2 separate regions of the Homo sapiens genome follow, and region 1 is linked to region 2. A link is a contact called in ENCODE Hi-C or POLR2A ChIA-PET data. All regions are on one chromosome and are shown on one strand. The core of a region is the stretch at or near the end of the contact, and the rest is flanking DNA. Distances in the headings are between cores, read along the strand shown. Region 1 holds the start of SNRNP35 (small nuclear ribonucleoprotein U11/U12 subunit 35). Region 2 holds the start of VPS37B (VPS37B subunit of ESCRT-I).

Evidence for each region. A loop is a pair of places that touch in the nucleus more often than their neighbours do. ChIA-PET counts read pairs that join two places held with the same protein, here RNA polymerase II (POLR2A). Pooled maps may share reads with other maps.
Region 1: a pooled map shows a loop between it and region 2 (2.8-fold over the local background). The contact joins the promoter of SNRNP35 here to the promoter of VPS37B in region 2. A Hi-C loop is called at or near these places in 2 of 37 single-sample maps with no recorded cell type and 7 of 50 pooled maps. POLR2A ChIA-PET finds 5 or more read pairs at or near these places in 2 of 52 experiments (activated T-cell and endothelial cell of umbilical vein).

The regions. Positions count from the first base shown.
Region 1 is chr12:123,456,514-123,459,942 of GRCh38, forward strand. SNRNP35 (small nuclear ribonucleoprotein U11/U12 subunit 35) reads left to right here and starts at 1,626. Exons shown (of 2, transcript NM_022717.4): 1 at 1,626-1,703. RefSeq lists enhancers at 1,313-2,179, 1,854-1,933, 2,180-3,045.
Region 2 is chr12:122,893,818-122,897,773 of GRCh38, forward strand. VPS37B (VPS37B subunit of ESCRT-I) reads right to left here and starts at 2,307. Exons shown (of 4, transcript NM_024667.3): 1 at 2,135-2,307. The coding sequence starts at 2,245. RefSeq lists an enhancer at 1,971-2,120 and a silencer at 2,301-2,450.

The DNA of each region.
Region 1 (3,429 bases), core at 376-2,875, 560 kb after region 2:
ACACCCACAGCAGCCCCTGATAACCACTGCTGTACTTTCCAACCATGAATTTGACTATCCTAGGTCCCTCATATAAGTGGAACCATACAGTATTTGTCCTTATGCTTCTTTCACTTAGCATGGTTCATCCATGAACTACGTTCATTCATGATGTTGTAGCAATTAGAATTTCATTTCTTTTTAAGGAGAAATAGTATTCCATTGCATGTACTGTACATACCACGTGTGTGTGTGTGTGTGTGTGTGTGTGTGTGTGTGTGTGTGTGTGTGTGTGTTTAAAAGCATAGGGGTCAGCCAGGTGTGGTGGCTCACGCCTGTAATCCCAGCACTTTGGGAGGCCAAGGCAGGCAGATCACTTGAGATCGGGAGTTCAAGACCAGCCTGACCAACATGGAGAAACCCCATCTCTACTAAAAATACAAAATTAGCCGGGCATGGTGGCACATGCCTGTAATCCCAGCTACTCGGAAGGCTGTCAGGAGAATTGCTTGAACCTGGGAGGCGGAGGTTGCGGTCAGCCGAGATCGTGCCATTGCACTCCAATATGGGCAACAAGAGTGAAACTCTGTCTCAAACAAAACAAAACAAAAACAAACAAACAAACAACAACATAGGGGTCTTGCTCTGTTGCCCAGGCTGACAGGCTGAACTTGAACTCCTGGCCTCAAGCCTCACGACTCAGCCTCCCTAGTAGCTGAAACTGCAGATGGCCTCCACTGACAGTGGCTACCATATATTTTCAAACATAAAATTTTAAGCTATAGATTTTTCTTTTTTTTGAGACGGACTTTCACTCTTGTTGTTCAGGCTGGAGTGCAATGGCACCATCTCAGTTCATCGAAACCTCTGCCTCCCGGGTTCAAGTGATTCTCCTGCCTCAGCCTCCTGAGTGGCTGGGATTACAGGCACATGACACCATGTCCAGCTAATTTTGTATTTTTAGTAGAGAAGGGGTTTCTCCATGTTGCTCAGGCTGGTCTCGAACTCCGAACCTCAGGTGATCCGCCCGCCTCGGCCTCCCGAAGTGCTGGGATTACAGGCGTGAGGCATGCCACCTGGCCTTTTTTTTTTTTTTTTTTTTTATAAAGAAATTGGGGCCGGGCGCGATGGCTCACGCCTGTAATCCCAGCACTTTGGGAGGCCGAGGCGGGCGGATCACTTGAGGTCAGAAGTTCGAGACCAGCCTGGCCAACATGGCAAAACCCTGTCTCTACTAAAAATACAAAAAATAGCCGGGCGTGGTGGCGGGCGCCAGTAATCCCAGCTACGCGGGAGGCTGAGGCAGGAAAATCACTTGAACCCGGGAGGCGGAGGTTGCAGTGAGCCGAGTTCGCACCACTGCACTCCAGCCTGGGCGACAGAGGGAGTCTCCGTCTCAAGAAAAAATAATAAATAAGAATAAATAAATAATAAAGTAAAATGTCCCAGGTAACTGCATATTCGATAGTCTTTCTTTCAACTTAGTTGTTGAATTAGCAATTTTTCTCTTAAAAAAATTTTTTTTTAGCTTATTGTCTTCGGAGATGATAACACCCTCGTTGCGTGGGAGTAAAATTTTAAAGGTAAAACAAACAGGAAACGAGCGTCGGCGGCGAATCTGCTGCTACCAATGTAAAGGTCAGGCCGAGGCCGGCGCGGAGAATCTGCTGTCGCCTGCAGCTGCTCGCCTGTCTCCGTCGGAAGGGAGCCCAAGCTTTGCAGAGGTGAGTGGAAGCGGCTTGGAAGGAGCGGGCCCCACGCCGGAGAGAAGGAAGAGGGAGTGCGGCCCAGACGCTGTGCCCGCGCTTGTGTGGGGCGCCATGTTGAAACCTGGCAAAGGGGACGACATTCTGGGTTGCGTTGCGGGGAGTGGGGACGAGAGCTGGATTGGAAGGATGGCGCCTTACTCCCTGCGGCCCCCAGAGAAGGAGAGGGGCGGGGGAGCGGCCTCGAGGGTTGGCGGCCAGGCTGCAGGCTGGATGGGAAGGATAGGCTTTTCCACAGAAACTTAGGTGTTTGCCTCCGAGGCCCACTGCGCATGCCCTGGAGGGCTCTGTGGGTTCCGCCTTCAGTTTTGCTTTTCACAGGAGGGGCAAAGTCTTTTTTTTTTTTTTTTCCTTTTTGAGACAGTCTTGCTCTGTCGCCCGGGCTGGAGTGCAGTGGTGCGATCTCGGTTCACTGCAACCTCCGCCTCCTGGGTTCAAGCGATTCCACTGCCTCAGCTTCCCGAGTAGCTGAGACTACAGGCGCCCGCCACCACGCCCTGCTAATTTTTTGTATTTTACTGGAGACGGGGTTTCACCATGTTAGCCAGGATGGTCTCGATCTCCTGTCCTCGTGATCCACCCGCCTCGGCCTCCCAAAGTGCTGGGATTACAGCCGTCAGCCACCGTGCCCGGCCAGGAGGGGCAGAGTCTTACCCCGAAGACCCAGGAAGGAGAGGCTTCATTTATTTTTTTGTTTTTCCCCAGAGACAGGGAGTCGCCCAGGCTGGAGAGCGGTGGCGCGATCTCGGCTCACTGCAGCGTCGACATTTCGGGTCAAGCAGTCCTCCCGCCTCAGCCTCTCAAGTATCTGGGACCACAGGCGCGACCCCACGCCCGGAGAATTGATTATTGATTGATTGATTGAAACGGGGTCTCACTTTGTTGCCCAGGCTGGTCTCGAATTTCTGGGCTCAAGCGATCCTCCAGCCTCGGCCTCTCAAAGTGCTGGTATTACAGGCGTGAGCCAGCGCGTGCCTGGCCAAAAATTTTCTAAATTTGTATAATAATTTATAATTGTAATGCATTTTTATAGACACCATATGATCTAATCTTCACAAAAACCTAGTGAAGTGACATTTAGCTACATTTCACAATAAGAATCCTGAAGCTCAAAATTTACTGACCTCAAATAATCCACCCGCCTTGGCCTCCCAAAGTGCTGGGATTACAGGCATGAGCCACCGCGCCCTGGCCCCCACCATTCATTTCGGCTCTCATCCCCTGTTGATGAGTAAAATGAGAATGAGGCCCAGGCGCGGTGGTTCACGCCTGTAATCCCAGCACTTTGGGAGGCTGAGGCAGGCGGGTCATCTGACATCAGGAGTTTGAGACCAGCTTGGCCAACATGGTGAAATCCTGTCTGTACTAAAAATGCAAAAATTAGCTGGGCGTGGTGGTGTGTGTCTGTAATCCCAGCTACTCGGGAGGCTGAGGCAGGAGAATCACTTGAACCTGGGAGGCAGAGGTTGCAGTGAGCCGAGATTGGCCATTGCACTCCAGCCTGGGTGACAGAGTGAGACTTTGTCTCGAGTAAAAAAAGAGAATGTAAAAATCGAAAGAGATTGTTGTAGGAAATCTCAACCTAATGCTGCCGGGGAGGAAGTGCACCTAGAAAGATTAATGAGAAACAATGAAACCAGCTGTTAGTATCTATAGAAGCATGCAGATGAGAGAGAGAACAAAA
Region 2 (3,956 bases), core at 1,057-3,556:
TTACTCAAAAAAAAAAAAAAAAAAAAAAAATCCTGCCAGATGAATTTACCTTTCTCTTTAAAAAATAATCTTCAGGTTCTGAGGTAGAGGAAACAGGTGAGGTTGTCCCTAACAGCCTCCAAGTGAACAGAATGAACTTGATTCTTTCCACAAGCTTCCCTCCACTAAAGGCAGTTTATTTCTATTAATGTTCCACCAACAAAGCTACAGTACTCAGTTCTTACTGCAACAGAATAGTCACATATACCAAAATAACTTGTAGGCAGTGTTACACATTAGAAAAATATACCTATCATTTTATTATTAAACCAGAAAAACCCTGCTGACAATCAACAAAAGGTCTCCCAGCAACTGAAAAGCAGAGAAACTAAGCAAAGATTTTTTCTTTGGAGACATGAAACTCATTCAGCTAAGAAGGATGGATTTTATCACTTATTATTCTCCAAAATGGAAGGTGCCACATGGAGACCATAAACGGGGTACACTGCATCTTGGAGCAACGTTATTATGTGTCAAGTTACAAAGCCCATGAATACAAGGGGTGTATTAATGGAAAGACTGATACCATCTTACTACAGTGGCCTCTCTGTAGCTCCGGACAATGATCTGTTGAGGGTTTTCCAGGGATTTTGAATGTGCAACCTCCATACAAGCTCTCTTTTAAGGGGGCTGGCTTGGTGCTGAACAATCCCTCTTCGGAAAGAAAGCCAAAAGCCCCCACACGGGCTCCTGGGTGAGAGGCTCAGCACTGTAGGCGTGGGAAGGCTCAGACTTCAGAGACATAAAGGAGTGGTAGGTGGGCCAGGAAGAGCTGGGATTAGCCTGGGCCCACCTGCCTGGAGGAGAACCAGACCCAAAAGATCAGACTTTCCGAGAATGAGTCCAAATGGGTTGAGAGAAAGGGAGCACACACTGCAAATCTGCAAGGATGAAGTCAGTTACCCGAGAGCAAACCACACCTCAAGGTGTGAAGGAAGATAACCAGAAACAGGAGCTGGCACATGCCTTCCAGGGGCTGGGCAAGGCTTGACTCTCAGAGGTGAGGGTTGGCAGCCAGCCCCAAACCCCCATTTTAACTTCTTCCTGAAACTGCTCCAGGAACCTTCCTTAGTCCCAGACACGTGGGACGCAGTGGTACAAAGCCAGCCACACTAAATTTCCCACCTTCCCTTCCTCGGTGGAGGGGGCAACCCTTACAGAAAAACGTATCCTGTCGCCACCCTTAGGCCCATCCACGAACTCCCGTAACTCTGCTGGGGCCACTTCAAAAGAAGTCAGACTCCAGGGGCATTATTGGGACCCCTTAGATACATGGAACCTTCAAACCTTACCCTGGCTATGGTATGACCATGGACTCCTGCCTCCAAACCCTGGGCTGGGGACCCTCGCCCAACCCTTAAAGAGCCTCAGAACCACCTCATAGACTCAGCTACAGACCCTCAGCCTCCCGAACCCATCTTGGAACCCTCAATCCTCTCCTAAGAGTCCTATTTGGATAGTCCACTCAGTCCCCCAAAACCTACTCTGATCCCCTATAGCTGCCTCAGTCCCCCTGGTTGTCCCCAACCTTTCCTCTCAAAGGAAACCCCCCAACCTCTACCAGATCTAGCTCTTGGTCCCCCTCAGTCACCCCTAATCCTCGCCTCCGACTCAGCCCTTATTACTCTCCCCGCTCCTCCGACCAAACCAATCTCAGATCCCCCCAGTTCCGTCCTCTTCCGCCTAGACCCAACGATAGCACTCTAATCCCCAAATTCCCATTCCAGGCTCCCTAATCTCCACTTCAGACCCAGCCTTAAGTCTTCAGACCCAGCCTTAAGTCCTCAGCCCCACAAAACCTTGTCTCAGGACCCCCAATCGGCTCCCCAAGCCCCGTCTCAGGACCCTTTTTCCCGCCTCCGCCCTAGTCTCGGTCCCCTCAGTGCCTCAAACCCCCTCTCAGGCCCCCTATTCCTGCCTAAGCACCAGTCGCGGTTCCCTGGCTCCCGCACCCCGCCCCAAGCGCCCCCATTTCTAGCCCAGTCCCCTCAACACGACCGGAGGCGCCGCGGTCGCCTCCGCCTCCGGCCACCGTTCGAGGAGCGAACCCCGCTCGAGGCCTCACAGCCGCCGCCTTAAGCCCAGCTCGGCTCACCTCCTCCATCTTCTGCACCATCTCCGTCAGCTGGCCCTCGTCCTCCAGCAGCTCGTTGAGCTGCACCAGCGACAGCCCGGCGAACCGGGCTTCGCTCCCGGCGCCCGCCATCCCCACGTCTCGGCCGTCGTCGCCACCGCCGCTGCGGCCACCAGGCTCCGCCGACCGGAAGCGCCGCCCTCAAGGGCCGCCCCCCGCGGGGGGGACACGTGACGCCAGCCCTGGGTCGTGACGTCATCACCGCGCGGGCGGGCGGACGTGACGTAAGTGTCGCGGCTCGCTTGGAGTGGAATGTGTCAGGGACAGTCGGGACTTCTAAAGGGAGGGGAAGGGCCCTATGATTGGGCTGTGACGCGTGAGCGCATTAATGACGTCACTGCGGCTCGGGAGAGCGCGCCATGAGGTCATAAGAGCCTTTTTCCTCCAGGAAGAGAGATACCGCGATCCAAGGAAAACAGGCAGTGGGAAGGAAGTTCCCGCAGCCTGTGAGCCCAGCCCGATGCACGGAACCCAAAAGACAGAGACTTCATGGGGAAACAACTTTAGGTGTCATTGGTTACTTGGAATTGTGGAGCTGCCACGTCATTCATTTAACAAATATGTTTTGAGACCTACTCTGTACTGGGCATTGAGTATACAGTTCTGAATAAAGCAAAACGGACCCCTGCTTACATGGAGCTAACAGAATGAAAGAGGACGCAAACAAAACAAGAAATAAGTAAAATAATTAGGCGATCACAAATAAGGGAATGGACACTGAAATAAGAAAATAAAAAGACCTTTAGGGTAGTAAGAGATGGCACTTTCGGAGAAGGTGGCGTCTAAGGAAATGTGAAGGATGAGAAGGGAGGAACCAGCCACCATTCCTGTAGGAAGCTCAAGGCAGCAAAACCAGCACGTGCAAAGGCCCTGGGACAGGACTAACTTGGTGCATTCAGGAATGGGAAGAAGGCCAGTAAGGCTGGAGCATTTTGAGCAAGGACCCATTGAGTGGCCCCTTTGCATCACCTCAGAGGAAGGTGCCCAGACATCCAGGTGGGCCAACCTGTGCTCTTTCAGAAACAACACGATTTAGGGTGCAGTCGCTCTCAGTCTCTCAGCTACCGGGAAGCCTCTTAAGATCCAGGAGCCTGGGAACTCATTATCCTACTTTGGAATCTGTCACAGTTCTAGTTAGAAGAAACCTAAGGCTGAGGTTAACCATGACAGCCCCCTAATTTTACACATAAGGGAACTGAAGCCCTGAGAAGGGGAAATTTTTTGGGCTTTTGCTTTGTTTCTGAAAATCAAGTAATTGGCAGGTCTCCTGGCTCCCAGTCTGGCGTCCACCACGCTGGCATCATAACACACTGACCTCGTCTCATAACTCAGCTCTGAACACAGTCGAGGCATTCAGCAAATGCTTATCGGCAGACTTAGGGGCTTTGTGTATAAAGCTGATTCTTCTGCAACTCCATGGGTAAAACATAAGGTCTGTGTTCTCCATCCATACGTTAGGCTGGGCTCTGCCAACCTCTTCTCTCCTTCCAGCCCGTTGTACTAAGGGCTCGTGTTTGCAGAAAAATGATGAAAGTTAGAGGAACTATTGCTTTTTTTATTTTTTGAGACAGAGTCTTGCTCTGTCGTCCAGGCTGGAGTGCAGTGGTGCGATCTCAGCTCACCTCAATCTCCGCCTCCTGGGTTCAAGCGATTCTCCTGCCTCAGCCTTCCAAGTAGCTGGGACTACAGGCATGCGCCATCACGCCAAGCTAATTTTTGTGTTTTTAGTCGAAATGGGGTTTCACCATGTTGGCCAGGTTGGTCTCGAACTCCTGACCTCAAG